2 separate regions of the Homo sapiens genome follow, and region 1 is linked to region 2. Evidence: read pairs that join two places in POLR2A ChIA-PET (ENCODE). Cell type or tissue: CD4-positive, alpha-beta T cell. All regions are shown on one strand. Each heading gives the region's core, and the rest is flanking DNA. Links, peaks and the distances in the headings are about the cores only. Region 1 has its middle 7.9 kb from the start of CYTH1. Region 2 overlaps CYTH1 (cytohesin 1).

Region 1 (8,324 bases), core at 312-8,311, 65 kb after region 2:
AAGGAAGCTTCCATAAAAATTTCCATTAAAAAAAAAAAAAAAAAAAGACTGGGCTAGGATAGCTGAACATGTGGAGGTTCCTGGAGGGTGATGCCTAGGGAGGGCTTGGAAGCTCTGTGCAAGGGCCCTTCCCCATCTCTTCATCTTTATCCTTTGCAATATCCTTTATAATAAACCACTAAATGGCCAGGCGTGGTGGCTCATGCCTATAATCCCAGCACTTTGGGAGGCTGTTGTATCACCTGAGGTCAGGAGTTCGAGACCAGCCTGGCCAACATAGTGAAACCCCGTCTCTACTAAAAATACCAAAATTAGCCGGGCTTGGTGGCGGGTGCCTGTAATCCCAGCTACTCGGGGGGCTGAGGCAGGAGAATCGCTTGAACCCGGGAGGTGGAGGTTGCAGTGAGCTGAGATCGCGCCATCACACTGGGGGACAAGAGCGAGACTTCGTCTCAAAAAAATTAAAAACAAACAAAATACTAAATGTAAGTGTTTCCCTAAGTTCTGTGAGTGGCTCCAACAAATTAATCAAACCCAAAGAGCGGGGGTCATAGAAATCCCAAGTTTAAGGTGGTCGCTCAGAACTTCCAGAGGCCCAGGCTTGTGACTGCTGTCACAAATGCAGTCTTGGGGACTGAGCCCTCAGCCTGTGAGATCTGACCTCACTCCAGATAAGAGTCCAAGTTGGACTGGATGAGAGGACCCCCAGGTAGTGTCTGCTGCTTGGTGTGTGGGGATAAACCCCCACGCCTCTGGGCAGAGCAGTCTTCTGTGAAGATTGTTGTGAGGTGAGAGCAGACCATAGTTTGAGAGTTTTTCCCGAAACATTCCCCCTTCAGCTTCCCTGCTTTGCCTAATAAAAAGAATTAGAAAGGTTTTAAGCAGAGGTAACCCAAAATATGTTTTTCCTATGCTTATACCATGGTTTTATTTTATTTATTTATTTATTTTTTGAGACTGAGTCTCGCTCTGTTGCTCAGGCTGGAGTGCAGTGGTGCATGATCTCAGGCTCACTGCAACCTCTGCCTCCCAGGTTCAAGCGATTCTCATGTCTCGGCCTCCCGAGTAGCTGGGATTACACGCACGCGCTACCACGCCCTGCTAATTTTTGTATTTTTAGTAGAGACGGGGTTTCACCATGTTGCCCAGGCTGGTCTTGAACTCCTGACCTCAGGTGATCTACCCACCTCAGCCTCCCAAAGTGCTGGGATTACAGGCGTGAGTCACCATGCCCGGCCCTATACCATGGTTTTAAAATGTCTTCAGGAACCACCTCAAAGTTTATCAATAGCAAACAGGTTAACTATATTAGGATACTTTCATACAAGGAAGCACCCACAGGCTTCAAAAGACTGAAACAGATTTCTGTATTACCAACAGAAGACAATTTCCAAGCTATAAGTGAAAAAAGCAGTCAGAACGGTGGTATATAATACAGAACCATTTGTAATCAAAATCAATGTATACATGCTACTCGTTTACAGGTGTATATTCAGTCGCTGAACAAATCTCCGTTAGGGGCACTGTTCGTGTGCTGGGAACACACAGGTCAATGAAGAGCAGCCAGAAAGCCCCAAGCTCTGGAGGCTTCCACTCTCGTGAATCAGCACCGCTTGATCATCTGTGAGGTAGAGATTGGGAGCCACATTTAACTCTGAGAAGAGAACCTTTCCATACTGTTATGGGTTGAGTCATGTCCCAACAAAAGATATGTTGAAGTCCTAAGCCCCAGTACCTGTGAATGGTGACCTTATTTGGAAGTGGGGTCTTTGCAGATGTAATCAAGTTAACATGAGATCATTAGGGTGGGACCTAATCAAACAGGACTTGTGTCCTTACAAAAAGAGGGAGATTTGGACACAGAACGGAAAGATGGCTACGTGAAGATGGAAGCACAGTGGAGTGATGTGGCCACAAGCCAAGGAATTCCTGGGAGAGGCTGGATTCTCCCCCACAGCCCTGAGGACACCTTGATTCCAGACTCTGGTCTCTCTCTGGCACTGTGAGAGAACATTCCCATTGTCTTAAGCCACCCAGTTTGTAGTCCTTTGTTATGGCAGCCTCAGGAAGCGAGTACATGAAGCTCTGCAAGTTGTGTTTAAAATTGCATATGCATAGGTTATTTTATTTATTTATTTTTTTTTTTGAGACAGAGCCTCACTCTGTCGCCAGGCTGGAGCGCAGTGGTGCAATCTCGGCTCACTGCAACCTCCGCCTCCCAGGTTCAAGCAATTCTCCTGCCTCAGCCTCCCAAGTAGCTGGGACTACAGGTATGCGCCACCACGCCCAGCTGATTTTTGTATTTTTAGTAGAGACAGGGTTTCACCATGTTGGCCAGGATGGTCTCAATCTCTTGACCTCGTGATCTGCCTGCCTCGGCCTCCCAAAGTGCTGGGATTACAGGCGTGAGCCACCGCACCCGGCCCTGGTTCCTTTTTCTAAAACAAGTAATTCTATTTCGTTACCTTTATGTTCTCCCAGCTGGTTGGTGGGGCAGTGGGGGTGCCCAGCTTCCAGAAGGTGCAAGCTGGAGGGTCTCAGAAGAAAGGCAGGACTGATGCCCACCCTGACCCTGTGTGCTACAGGAACAACAGACAGCCCACCCGCATCTGCTAGAAGGCATGAAGGAAGGAAGGGCCAAGGACGAGATGTGGAGGGACTCGGGTCCATGGGGTAGGTATTGCTGAGGCCATCAGAACACCAGACACCAGGACATCATCTACGGCCTCCCCTCCACCAAGGGGAGAATTGTCAGCCACTGCCTGATGTCATTCCCCTCCACCAAGGCCAGAATGCTGCCTCTTGCCAGAGGTGGGGACGGGAGGGACACTGAGGACTGAGATGTCTGGGGACAATGCTGGCTTCACGAAAGAGAGATGAGGCCAGGTGCGGTGACTCACGCCTGTAATCCCAGCACTTTGGGAGGCTGAGGCAGGCAGATCACGAGGTCAGGAGTTCGAGACCAGCCTGGCCTATATGGTGAAACTCCGTCTCTATTAAAATATGAAAATTAGCCGGGCGTGATGGCATGCACCTGTAGTCCCAGCAACTTGGGAGGCTGAGGCAGAAGAATCACTTGAACCTGGGAGGCAGAGGTTGCAGTGAGTCGAGATTGCGCCATTGCACCCCAGCCTGGGCAACAAGAGAGAAACTTGGTCCCAAAAAAAAAAAAAAAAAAAAAAAGGAGATGAGGTTTAGCTGGGCATGCCAGCCTTCACTTGCCCAATCACTGTGTGAGTGATTTGTACGCCCTGAGACCAAGCGAAAGGTATGATCTAGAGGTAGCAGCTTTTCTAGAAGCCAGCCTCTGACCCCTCCCACCCAGAAGGAGTAGGCTGAACAGTGGTTAGACAGGCCTTTAATTCAGGGTTCTTCAAAAAGTGAATAAATAGAAGACAGAGGACTCAGCAGCTCTGCCAGGGAGCAAGCCTCCTGGACTTGCTAATTTTGCAGCATAGACCTTGCAGAGAGGGTGGAGCCTGGTGAAGAAGGGGTGTTAATCCCCGCAAGAGGCTGCAAAGCGAACTGCTCACACAGGCTTGGATTGGGGCATTGTCTTGCTTTGAAAACCCCCAGATTTTATTTTGCTAAAGCTTGCAATTTCTTCTGTGTGTAAATGACACTTAAAATCTGTTTGTAATGGAACTTGATTGTATCCAGCTGTCACCAACTGTTCCCTGTGCCACCCAAAAGACAGCTGGCCACGTGCCACGGTTTGGGCGTTCACTTCAAATAGAGGAGCTAGTGCTCTAGTTCCTGCTAGACTTCACCAAAATGTTTTCACTTACGCAGAAAAACAAAGGGGGTGCGGGTAGGGCTCAGGGAAGGCAATGTGAAGGGGAATTAGTGCAGTGTGGACTGCGGAGCCACTGACTTTGATGGACGGTGGGCTGGCTGTTTTCTGAGCAGGGTCCGAATGCAGTCACAAAGTATGCTGCCTTCAGCAGCTGCTCCAGTTCACTCATTCAACAAATATTTACCGGGTGGCTGGTAAGTGCTAGGCCTTGCCAAGAGAACTGTAGCCACATAAGACAGAAAAATGGCAGAATAATACCTTTTTTTTTTTTTTGAGACGAAGTCTCGCTCTGTCATCCAGGCTGGAGTGCAATAGCGCGATCTCAGCTCACTGCAACCTCGGCTTTCCAGGTTCAAGTGACTCCTCTGCCTCAGCCTCCCTGAATAGCTGGGATTACAGGCACCCACCACCACGCCTGGCTAATTTTTGTATTTTTAGTGGAGATATGGTTTCTTTTTCTTTTTCTTTTTTTTTAAAGACAGAGTCTCACTCTGTCACCCAGGCTGGAGCACAATGGCGCGGTCTCAGCTCACTGCAACCTCCACCTCCTGGGTTCAAGTGATTCTCCTGCCTCAGCCTCCCGAGTAGCTGGGACTACAGGCGTGTGCCACGAGGCCCGGCTAATTTTTTTTTATTTTTAGTAGAGACAGGGTTTCACTATGTTAGCCAGGCTGGTTTTGAACTCCTGACCTTGTGATCTGTCTGCCGTGGCCTCCCAAAGAGCTGGGACTACAGGTACAAGCCACCATGCCTGGCCTTTTTTGGCTGGTCTCGACATCTTGGGCTCAAGCAATCCTCTCATCTCAGCCTCCTGAAGTGCTGGAATTACAAGCATGAGCCACTGCGCCCGGCCAACACATTCATTTTAAAATGGCCTTAAAAAAATCACTGGTTTATGTAAAAGAACTTGAATTTCCTACACACATTTCGCAGCAAGTATTTGCCATGTACTTAGACTGTGTGTTGAAATCTGGTCTCATGATGGTAAGAAGCTACCTAAATACCTAGATCCTGCTTAAGGGAGTGGCAATCTTGTGACCTGTTTCTCACTCAATGTCTAATGGATATTTGGCAGCCATGTCCTGTTGCTTCCTCTAATCAACACCCTCCTAAATGAAGCAGTAAGGGAGAAAACCAATGAAAACACGCATGCAAGACATGTATCGTGAGAGTGACAGCTGACAATCATGATAATTTGAATCTAACCTTTGCATTTTAGAGGAGAAAAGCAAATTCATGATGCTAACTCATGGCAGACCCCTTAGAACACAGGTCTTGATTCCCAATCTGGCCTTCTTTTTTTTTTTTTTTTTTTTTTTAGCTGGAGTTTCGCTGTTGTTGCCCAGGCTGGAATGCAATGGTGCGATCTCGGCTCACCGCAACCTCCACCTCCCGGGTTCAAGCGATTCTCCTGCCTCACCCTCCCAAGTAGCTGGGATTACAGGCATGCACCACCATGCCCGGCTGATTTTGTATTTTTAGTAGAGACGGGGTTTCTCCATGTTGTGTCCTGACCTCAGGTGATCCGCCCCGCCTAGGCCTCCCAAAGTGCTGGGATTACAGGCATGAGCCACCGTGCCCGGCCCTGGCCTTCTTTTTATAGGAAGTCATGATTCAAACCTGACTCCAGCCTGACCCTACTTTAATCCCTTTAAAGCAGCAAAAATATACAGCAGTTTCCCCTTGAGAAAGCAACTTGAAGCAACAGTTTGGTACAGATTCTGCTAAGAACAAGCACATTTTTAATCTCAGGCCCCTCTCACAGGGCAATTTCCTCAATGCCTGGAGTGCTTTCTGAGATCCCAGAACAACGGGCTGGACAGCTGCCCAGAGGCCTCTAGGGGGCTGTGGAAGGCTGAAGAGGCAGGGGGGATCTGGATCACAAAATAGAGGAGACTATTTTCTCTGAACAGGAGTGAGAAACCTTATGTTGGGGAATGATTAGATTCTGGTTTCTTGCCTTAAAAGATTGTCCTGGAGGCCAGGCACAGTGGCTCACACCTGTAATCCCAATGCTTTGGGAGGCCAAGGCGAGAAGATTATTTGAGGCCAGGATCCTATACTGAGGGGGCACCTCTTTCAGTGTCTACAGTAGAGATCCTGACAGAGGGTGGATCGGTCGGCTGTTCAGTGGGATGTATTGACTGGATCAGTTGATTCTGGGCTTGATCTAGAGTATGCAGCAAATGCAACAGGCTCACATCTTAGAGGAGCTCTCCAGGGTGCGGAGGTCAACAGTGTCAAATCCTGGGAAGAAGTCGGTGGCAAGAGTGGGAATTAGGTCACTGAGAAGTGATGATGGCAGAAGCTAGACTAAGAACCACAGAGAGTCAACACAGAGCAAAATGAATGTCAACCAAAGGAGAGGGCAGCTGAGAGGGGACACAAGGACACACAGGCTTTTTAGGATGGGAGATGCCTGAACATGTTCCTAAGGGAAGAGTGAGACACGGGAGCAGACAGGGTAATTAATGGAGCAAGGTCCCCAGGGTGGAAGAAGTTGGCCTCAAGGGCACAGGTGGGGTGCCAGCATACACAGAGGGGGCACCTCGTCCAGCATCTCCAGTAGAGGTCCCCACAGAGGATGGGGAACAGCCCCTATACTACAGTTCCTTCCCACTCTCCCACACCAACCACCCAGCCCCTCTGGGAGGCATCAGATCAGAACAGTGGGTCTGCCCAGCAGCAGCCCCGGGGACTATTGGACATGCACATTCTCAGGCCTCATCCCAGACCTGCTGAATCAGAATGCGGGGGAAGGAGCCCGGCAACTGGTGTTTTAAGGAGCCCCTGGCAATTCTGGTGCTCACTTGAGTTTGAGACCAGGGACCAGGATGGCAACTCTCAACTCTGCTGCTCACTATGATCCCCCCGGGAAGGTTTTTTTTGTTGTCGTTGTTTTTGAGACAGAGTCTCACTCTGTCGCCCAGGCTGGAGTGCAGTGGCATGATCTTGGCTCACTGCAACCTCCACCTCCCAGGTTCAAGCAGTTCTCCTGCCTCAGCCTCCCAAGTAGTTGGGATTACAGGCACAGGCCAAGCCCAGCTAATTTTTGTATTTTTAGTAGAGACAGGGTTTCACCATGTTGGTCAGGCTGGTCTCGAACTTCTGACCTCAAGTGATCCGCCCGCCTCAGCCTCCCAAAGTGCTGGGATTACAGGTGTGAGCCACCGCGCCCGCCCCCCTCACCCCCCCAGGAAGGCTTTAAATGCTGATGCCTAAGCCTCACCCATAGATTCTGATTCTACTTCCGTCAGTATCGAATGCCTCTCCCCAGGTGCTCCTGCTGCCCTATGAGCATTGAGAACCCTGAGGTAAGAAGGAGAAGAGAACAGAGGGAGAGGAGCTGGTTTTAGCTTTGGTTTCCCCATGTTGTTTAATTTTGGGGTGGGATGGGAATTCTTGAGGTAGCCTTGGAAGTCACTTACCAAGAGTAGTGGGCACATATGCAATGAGAGAGCAAAATAGTGTGCAGGGATCACTGAAAAGAATGGGAGAGAGAGGAAGGAGTTGCCTGAAGACCAAGGGCAGAAATCCCAAAAGGCAGGCAGAGCCCAACGAAGAAGGGCAGCCAGACAGCCCTGAAAGCCGAATCCATGGCACCCAGATGATCTTCTCCAAGGGTCATCCCCAGTCCAGATATGGAAGGAGCAGGGGGCCAAGCCAAGGCGGGATCTGCACGAAGCAGCAGCAGGGCCACCTCCGGGCAAGAGTGTGACTCCAGGGAGTCAGCTCAGCTGACAAGACACAGAAAGCTGCCCGTCTGCATGTCACGTGACCTGTCCACACACAGTCCTCCTTTACCACCACGTCCTTGGCGTACCCACATCCTCATTGCGCTGAGGTTGTCCAAGCTACCAAGACTTGAGGCAGGGATTCTCACAGCACCGTCCAGTGTTAAACTGCCCTTAAGGTCACTATTACAGTTATGATGAGCCCTAACAGTATGTTAGGGATAAACAGATGCCCACCTGATTCCCCAGTGTCCAGACACCTGGGCTTTTTCCTAACTAGAAGACTCGGAGTTCACCCACTGCCTACTTCCCATGCCTAGGATTCTCCCTGGGTTCCCTGTACTGGTAAGATGCCAACACGTCCACTAAGTCAGATTGAATCTCTCACCACCTGAAGGCCTTCCTGAAACCATCGGTGAGCCGCTTGCTTCCCTGGCTACTACTTGGCCTCCGAACCCAACTAACCACCCTAGCAGAAATCATCTTAAACTCCACCCAGAACATTCCACCCTATCTGTCATCTCACCTCTTGAGTCCATCTCCTAAATATCCAAGTGACCTCACTTCTAGCCTATGCTACTAATGCCAATCTCTTAGCTCTAGCCTTGGCCACTTCTCAGCCAACCTGGCGGCTGGTCATGCTCACCTGCTGTTCTCTGCACTCCACCAGCCGCCTTTCAGGCCATCAGGCAGCCTGGAATCCACTATCAGCCTCAGGAGTCTAAAAAGCACATCAGACCTTGGTAACCCTTCTTGTCCAAACTGTCAAACAAAACCTGCCCTGCGCTTTTGCA
Region 2 (8,324 bases), core at 92-8,091:
GCAAGAAAATCGCTTGAATTTGGGAGACAGAGGTTGCAGTGAGCCGAGATCGGGCCATTGCACTCCAGCTCGGGCGACAGAGCAAGACTCCGTCTCAAAAAATAAAAATAAAAAAATTTACACACACTACCCAGGACCAAAAAGAGTTAAATTAGCAGGCAGCTAGCAGAAATGGTATTCAACATAGAGGCAGAGGTGCCTTCCGGCAAATTGCCAATATGAATATTTAGACTATTCTAATTTAAATTTCTTCCATGCAAAAACTACCCAGTTTCCCCACTAACAGTAAATCTATTAAAGGCTTTTATTACTGCATTCTGCATTTTCAGGGAAGACTTCGGTCCTCTTCTCAGTGTTGGAGCCGTCTCATCTGACAGCTCCTCACGTTCACAGGCGATGCTGCCTGGGCTTTCACTCACTACTTTGTGACCTGGAGCAAACAATCACCTCTTCCAGCCTCAGTTTCCTCACTTATGTAATGAGGATGTCACCCAGCCCTTCTCAACTATCTTATAAAAGGAAGGTATTGGCTGGGCGCAGTGGCTCACGCCTGTAATCCCAGCACTTTGGAAGGCCGAGGCTCGTGGATCACTTGAGGTAAGGAGTTCGAGACCAGCCTGACCAACACGGTGAAAAACCCCATCTCTACCAAAAATATACAAAATTAGCCAGGCATGATAGCAGGTATCTGTAATCCCAGCTACTTGGGAGGCTGAGGCAGGAGAATCGCTTGAACCTGGGAGGCGGAGGGTGCAGCGAGCCGAGATCGCGCCATTGCACTCCAGCCTGGGCAACAAGAGCAAAACTCCATCTCACAAAACAAAAAAGTAAGGTATCAAAAAATTTAATTTAATAAATCCTAGAACTCAAAGACTTAGCTTGCATTTCAAGGTAGTAACAGAACCTAAGTGACAAAATTTTATCCTGCGAATTTGGTTTAGAAAAATAAAGTTAACATCCGCTTTCAATAAAAGCTAAAAACTAGAAAACAACCATTTTAAGAACCTTAACTTTTTCTAAAAGCTCACAGTGACAACACCTGATATAGCTGACATAGCTGGGGTTTCCCAGCAGCTTCTTTCTAGCACTCCACTGCTGTTTCGAAAGGATCCCAGGGACTGGGCGCAGAGCTCCACAGGGAAGAACCATTTTCTAGCCCTAGCCTCCTTGAGCCAAGTGGCCTGCTCCTTCACTCCCAGGGAAAGCCTGGAGTTCCCTCTTCCTCCAAACAAGCCAAAACAGCTTGCTCGCCCCTCCTCCCAAGGGGGCAGGCTCCTGTCCCCTGGGTGAAGCTGCCACTCCCCGTGCCTGCCAGCTGCAACCACTGTCAGCTTGCACAGCTGGGCCACGACACCCCTTCCGTGTCCAAAAGAGAGGCTTGGTGGCTTGGAAGTCAATTCTCTCTCACTTTACCCTCAGTGGCTCAGATCTGTTTGTTTGCTAGCCCTTTGTAATGCTCTGAATTTTTCTGTACATTGAAATATTCTCCCTCAGTCTGACAGCTGGAAAGGACCCCTAGCATTAAACGCGACGTACAATTCCAACTCCTTTTCTATGTGTATTGATGGAAAGAGGACTACTCGTGCCCAGGAAAGGTTCCCAAGTCCTTACCGAGTAAAACAGAAACTCCACGGGTGGCAGGCCTAGAGGGGAGATCACCCTGAATCTGTCCCGCTGTTTTCTGCCCCCCTATTTCAAACCTCACGGAAGCTGGACCAAGGAAATTGACTACTGGCATGTTCCTAAGTCTCAGGCTTAGAAGAAACGACACTGAATGCCTGGATACCTATCCAAAAGTGTAGTGGAAAAACCTTCAGAGGAGAGCATAGAATGCAGACCCAAAGGACAGACATGCAGAGAGACAGCCACGCACACATCAGCTCCTACTGCTGGCTGCTGGGTGGGAGAGGCAGGCAGGCAGCAACGCATAATGGGAAATCTGCTGACAGGGCTCCACACGCCATCCACCAGCCTCTTACCCACGGTGAGTCCCCTCTCCTGCGGCCCCAGTGTCCTGGCCAGCCCTGGGCAGCAACATCAAAGCCTCGGCAGGTCACAGCTCTCCACGTCAGAGGCCATGGTGGCTCCGTGCAGCGACCCCACAGTACCAGGCTGCCGGGAGCTCCCACAGCTGTAGGTGCAGGGAGAGCCGGAGCAAGGACAGCATGTGTGCGCCAGCACAGCAGGGGTAGAGAAGAAGGTGTCCAGAGAAAACAAAAGCTGAGAGCACCGGCCCTGCAGGTGGAAACTCGCTGGGCCCGGTGGGGAAGGCTGGCGCAGAGCGCAGAGATGGACGCGCAGAGCTGCAGCCCTAGCAGACGCTCCGAGTGTGTGCTGCTCCGCTCCTCCAGGCTCATTTCCATGAATGCAGTCACAGCCAGCCCCTCCTACTATCCCCCATTCCCGGCCTCCCGGGGGGGAGGGGAGGCACCACCAGCATTTGCGCACAGGCTGCACTTGCTTTCCTCTCTCCCTCAGAAGCAAAAGCCTAATGCCTGCTTTCACTGCAAGAATGCCAACCTTACTCCAGATGCCCTCTCCTTTCTGCATGGATAAACAAGAGACTGGATCTAGGGGGTGGATGTTCTGTCACCCCAAAGGCACAAGCCTAGTCCTTTCCACTGCCCCGCATCAGGTCAGCAGGCAAAGTGGCACTGACCAGACTGCTCCAACACCGTCCTGGAGGGGCTTCAGGAGGAGTATCCTTTGCTCCCTTCCTCCAGGGATCCCATGCCCTCCACTTCCACGAGGGACACTCCAGCCTTTTCACCAAGAAGGACTCGCCTCCTACTCAGTACACTCGCAGCCACCAATGGTTATTTCTTCACCAGAGGCTGTGGCATCGCCTTTGAGGACACCTGCCTATTATCAGGTTGGAATGTTAGGCAAGCGAACCTTGGGGATGATAATACAAGATGGCTGGTGACAAGAAATATGGCTACAGCCTGAGGATAGCAGCTCTCAAACCTCAGAGGGCACGAGAATCACCAAGGGCGCCTGTTAAACACGCAGATTTGGGACCCCAGTCCCAAAAGCATGAACTCCAGAGACCCAGGCCCCTAAGTGACACAGAATACAGGGTTACTGCAGACCACACACAGCTTTTGACTAAGAAGGGAGGAGATATTTTTTAAACAATTCTAAAATAACCAAGGAGAGAAAGTAAAAGGGAAATCACCGTGCTAGAGCAGGGTTCTTCAGTCTGGGCATTACTGGCACAGGGAGCAGGTCACTCTTTGTGGTGGGGGCTTCCCTGTGCCTTGCAGGGTGCTTAGCTGCGTCCCTGGCCTCTACCCACTAGGTGCCAGCAGCATCCCCATCCCAATTCCCCACAACCAGGTTTGACAACCAAAAATGTCTCCAGGCATTGCTGAATGTCCCCTGCGGGACAAAACTGTCCTGGTTAAGAACCATTGCTCTAGATAAACAATGGAAGAGGGGGTGGAAATCCTAAAAACACTCCCATACCCTCCCTCCTTTCCAGTCTCCTGCCGTTAGGAAATCAGTCATGGAAGGCACCCGCCCCTCTGCAAGCCCTGCCTCCACTGCCATGCCATGGGGGTTGGGCTGGCTGGGGAATGCAAACAGACGTCCTCATCACCAGGCAGTGCCACCAGGCCTGACCCAAATACCCTGGCTCTGCGTTGTATCTTGTCTTTCAAGAAACAGCCATAGTGTGAACAATTTTCTTTTAGTGTCAAGAGAGTAGTACTTATTTAAAAGAATCATACTAAGTCCATGAAAAACAAATTCTAAAATTCTACATTCTACAAAATGTATATTGAGAGTCCCAGTGCAACACGTCCCTGGGCCCCTGTCTTCCTCCTTCTCACTGTCTAGTAAGCCATCCCACCTCTCCTCCCAGTCCAAGGAAGATTCCACTTTCCCGGGATCCACCAGAGTACTCAGTTACATCTCTTTGCTTCTTTCTTCTTGTTCAGAAGCTCATCCTCACCATCCGCCATCCGTCGAGTCTTACCTCCTACAGGGAGAACTCAGATTCCTCCAGCCATGCTCCCTGCTCAGTTTACCCATATTAACCATCACCTGATGACCTTCTTTATCACTTGGTAAATAACCAGGTGATAAATTACGTGATACAAACAAACTCAGTGAAGACAGCCTGGACTATCCACGCTGGTTATCTACCACCATGTTTCCCAGGGATTTCATGTGAGATTAAGCTCTTGCTTTTCAGTAATATCTTGTACTGTAAATATTCTCATAGCACTTTTCATAGTCCTAAGGGCTGTCTTATTTTGAGGTGACATCACTGGTTTTTACACAAATACACATATACACATACACACTCTCTTCAGGGATTGAAAGAGCCCAGCAGGTGAGTTCTGACCCGTGACTCTCTACAGAAGACTCAGTCATCATGTGCAAGGCTCACTATGACTCTCTCTTTAACATGGCCAGCTTCCACTACGCCGACAGAGTGGATCACAGCCGGGGTTTACCTGTGGTGTGTGAACCTAGGCAAAGGCTTTAGCTTGACCCAGGCCAGAGACTGCAGGTGGCAAAAACCTGCACTTTCAGTTAATTCTAGGCACAGACAACATGAGAAAAGGATGTCAGTGGACAAAGAAGTTACAAGAAAAGCTGCAACCAAGAAGTCTACAGTGTGGCCCTCCTCATATCTGAACAAAACAGATGCCACAATATATACCACACAATCAAGCTTATGAAACCACATCCATCAGAGAGAATCACAGGAAACGACTGGCCACAGAATAGGAATCTCAGGACCAACAGAAAACATGAACGTTTTAAAAAATAATTTCTCAGACTCATAATTCAACAGTCTTTTTTTTTTTTTTTTTTTGAGACGGTGTCTTGCTCTGTCACCCAGGCTGGAGTGCAGTGGCGCGATCTCGGCTCACTGCAAGCTCTGTCTCCCAGGTTCACGCCATTCTCCTGCCTCAGCCACCCTAGCAGCTGGGACTACAGGCACCCGCTACCACGCCTGGCTAATTTTTTTGTATTTTTAGTAGAGACAGGTTTTCACCATTAGCCAGGATGGTCTCGATCTCCTGACCTTGTGATCTGCCCGCCTCAGCCTCCCAAAGTGCTAGGATTACAGGCGTGAGCCACCGCGCCCGGCCTCAACAATCTTTTAAAAAGTTCACTGCATGGAAACGAGGCCCCCTGTCAGTTACTGTGGAAGAGGCCCCCTGTCAGTTACTGTGGAAGACACAATGCTGAAAAGACATGGTTTCGGCCCTCCAAGAGCTCATGTGTTACTATTCCTTTTAAAGAAAAAAGAAACAGGCAGCCCGTAAATGCCAAATAAATGCTGTCTGCAAGGTGCTATGCGGAGTGGGGCTCAGAGAAGAGCAGGGCCCAGGTTAGTCCAAGACGGTTCCACGCGAGAGCCTGGGAGAGGGCAGTCCAGGCAGAGGTGGAAAGGGCAACACAAGGGACAGAGTCTGGAAGAGCAAGCTCCAGGCAGACTGTGGTGCCTTTGAATTTGACACCGAGACAGGTGGATTCTATTCTGCTGTTGAGTTGGGCGAGAGATAAAGAAGCTCTTCTGGAAGAGCAAGAAGCGGCAGCCAGGCGCCATGAGAAAGAAAAGGGACTGGAAGCTTTGCGTAGTCTTCACTGCACCGCGGTCTGCACTCCTGTTCAGAAGCGGTAGCAAAGAAATAAGTGGTTTTTTGCCCTACTCCAACTCACACCTTCAACTACCATCCTTATCCAGCACTAATTCCCCAAACCACTACTGACTTCCCATCCTCTTTCCAGTTCTCTCTCTCAGGCTCAAGGACAGGTGCAACCAGAAAGTGACCCTCTGACAAGCGTGCAAGGGCAATGTGCATCAATCATTTTATTTCTAAAGCGGAAAATGAGGCACAAGGAATACATTCAAATCTCGCAGTTTCATCAGCATCCCAAACCCACGAATTCACAATGCTGCTCAAAGGTCCTCTCTGCCCATGAGGCGTCCCCAAACCCCAAATCACCTGGGCCACAGGCTCCAAGCACCACAGACATGATAAGCATAAAGCTTTTAGGCGAGTCAGCATTCTCAATCTCCCCTCCTTCTGTGTCCCATGAAAACAGAGGCCTGGGGTTTTTTTTACTTTTTTCTTTAAATTCTATTCCACTCCTTACACTTAAAAATGCCTCATTATTCTTTAGTAAATGCTAGGAGCATAAAATCTTCTTCAAAGAAGCAAAAACTGGCATCTGTTCCTGCTCTGAGAAGTCCTTGAAGATCTCTTGAAAGGAAGGTCATTTCTACCTGCACCTCAAAATAGAAACAAACTGGCTCCCTGTTCCAGACATCACCCTTACCAGAGTTGCCCCGAGTCCGGGTTTGCAAAAGTTTGGGAGAGGTGTAAGAAGGAGCTGACTAGGGCACCAGCCTTCCAAGTCGCGGGAAGGTCCAGGATACTGGCCCCCTGCCTCCACCTACCAGCAGGGCAAGGCTGGAGCAGGCACGGCCGACCCAAGCCTCCTGGCGAGTGCATCCTTCTGGTGCCAACTCAGTGTGTTAGGAGGGCAGGCTTCTTCTTCTCTGTCTTGGCTGCTCTCATGAGGCTGCTCTTGGACCGTCCCCTATCTCCTGCCCATGCAGGGGGCAGAACTGTAGGAGGAAGAAAGACGAGACCTATGGCAGGGGCAGCCAAGGAGAGCAGTGAGGAGGAGCAGAAGGCAGGCCAAGCTCTGCACCTTTGAGATCCAGGGCAGCACACCCACTCCAGAACTAGCTGAAGAGGTGCTGACCCATGAGAGGGCAGTGAGTCCCTGATATCATGCAGGTGTCCTATGGCCTCCCTCCACGACAAATGGATGCCCACCTCTAGGTGGCACGATATAGTCAGTTTCTCTGGACAAACTCTATTCTACCCCAAACACTGGTAAATCCTCCCCAAGCCAGGCTGGTTCCTGCAGCAGGGCCAGCCTCTCATCTAGACAGGAAAAAGAAACATGGAAAACAAAGGGGACCTGAGCAAAGGTAGAAAGACCCCAGTAATCAAAGTTCTCGTACATACACCACGATGTTTAAAAACATTATTTACGCCGGGTGCAGTGGCTCACTCCTGTAATTCCAGCACTTTTGGGGGCCGAGGTGGGTGGATCACTTGAGGTCAGGAGTTTGAGACCAGCCTGACCAACATGGTGAAACCCCATCTCTACTAAAAATACAAAATTAGCCAGGTGTGGTGGCACATGCCTGTAATCCCTGCTACTTGGGAGGCTGGTATTACAAGAGAATCACTTGAACCAGGGAGGCAGAGGTTGCAGTGAGCCAAGACCACGCCATTGCACTCCAGCCTGGGTAATGAGAGCGAAACTCCATCTCAAAAAAAAAAAAATTATTTACATTACCAACATGATGTTTACAGAAATATAATAAAAAGGATATTAAACTTCACATGGGAAAAAATATATATGACAATAGTCAGAAAAATATGAAAGGGAGAAAGGGTAACGTGAGGGTGTAGCTACCTGAGATTAAAGCACGTGAGGCTTTGGTAATTGAAACTGCAACGGAAGAAAAAGACCAGAAAACAAACTCAAGAAATACTGAAACACACACGTAGCACTTTGAATCGGTAAAGAAAAATAGGATTATTCAGTCAAGGGTGCTGAGCAAATAAATAGCCAGCTAGCCATTTGGGATAAAACTAAGCTGAAATGAATTCTAGCTTAATCAAAGATGTTAATGTAAAATAAAACCTGAATAATTCTAGAATAGAGCATGAATTAGTATAGTCATAATATTGGTGAGTCTGCTCATTTGCGACATGAAAATGAAAAGCTTCTGAGTGAAAAATAATATCCCATAAGCTAAAAGGTAAACAACTAGGACAATAAATTCACAAAACATATGACAAAGGGTTAATATCTTTTTTTAAATTAATTAACTTATTATTTTTAGAGAGAGGGTCTCACTCTGTACCCAGGCTGGAGTGCAGTGGTGTGATCATAGCTCACTGCAGCCTCAAACTCCTGGCCTCAAGCGATACTCCCACCTCAGCCTCCAGAATAGCTGGGACTATAAGTATGTGCCACACCTGGCTAGGGTTAATTTATTTAAGTCACAAAGAAAGCAGCATAAAAATTAGTAAAGCAAAGATGAATACAATGAGCAAAGGATATAAAAGACAGATTACAAAAAGAGAAATACAAATGGTCACACAGAAGAAGATGCTCACAGTCACTATGTGTTTAATGCAAATTAAAACATGAATAACATACCATTTTCCATTAGTCTGGCAGGAATCAGAATGCCAGATGAGACGAAATACTGTCAGGGGAGTGGGCTACACAGGCAGTCTCCCGTGCTGCTGGGAGAGTGTAAACTGGTA

The links. Peaks named below come from ENCODE experiments on the same cell type or tissue, not always from the same donor. Only the 100,000 strongest peaks of a DNase experiment are listed, where the experiment ranks them.
Region 1: POLR2A ChIA-PET joins it to region 2 with 10 read pairs; 21 of 35 experiments call an interaction of 5 or more read pairs at or near these places.

What each region holds. Positions count from the first base shown.
Region 1 is chr17:78,786,038-78,794,361 of GRCh38, forward strand. It overlaps a transcript of USP36 not described here. Among named protein-coding and RNA genes, the nearest start is that of CYTH1, 7.9 kb to the left of the region's middle. RefSeq lists an enhancer at 5,238-5,407. In CD4-positive, alpha-beta T cell, for the core only: no CTCF peak of the experiment used is centred there; DNase peaks (open chromatin) are centred at 1,554 and 3,724; H3K4me3 peaks cover 748 bases; H3K27ac peaks cover 3,986 bases.
Region 2 is chr17:78,721,234-78,729,557 of GRCh38, forward strand. All of the region lies in intron 1 of CYTH1 (cytohesin 1), which reads right to left. Among named protein-coding and RNA genes, the nearest start is that of CYTH1, 57 kb to the right of the region's middle. RefSeq lists enhancers at 1,028-1,297, 2,352-2,857, 4,185-4,234, 4,605-4,684. In CD4-positive, alpha-beta T cell, for the core only: no CTCF peak of the experiment used is centred there; DNase peaks (open chromatin) are centred at 1,308 and 4,688; H3K4me3 peaks cover 1,645 bases; H3K27ac peaks cover 2,278 bases.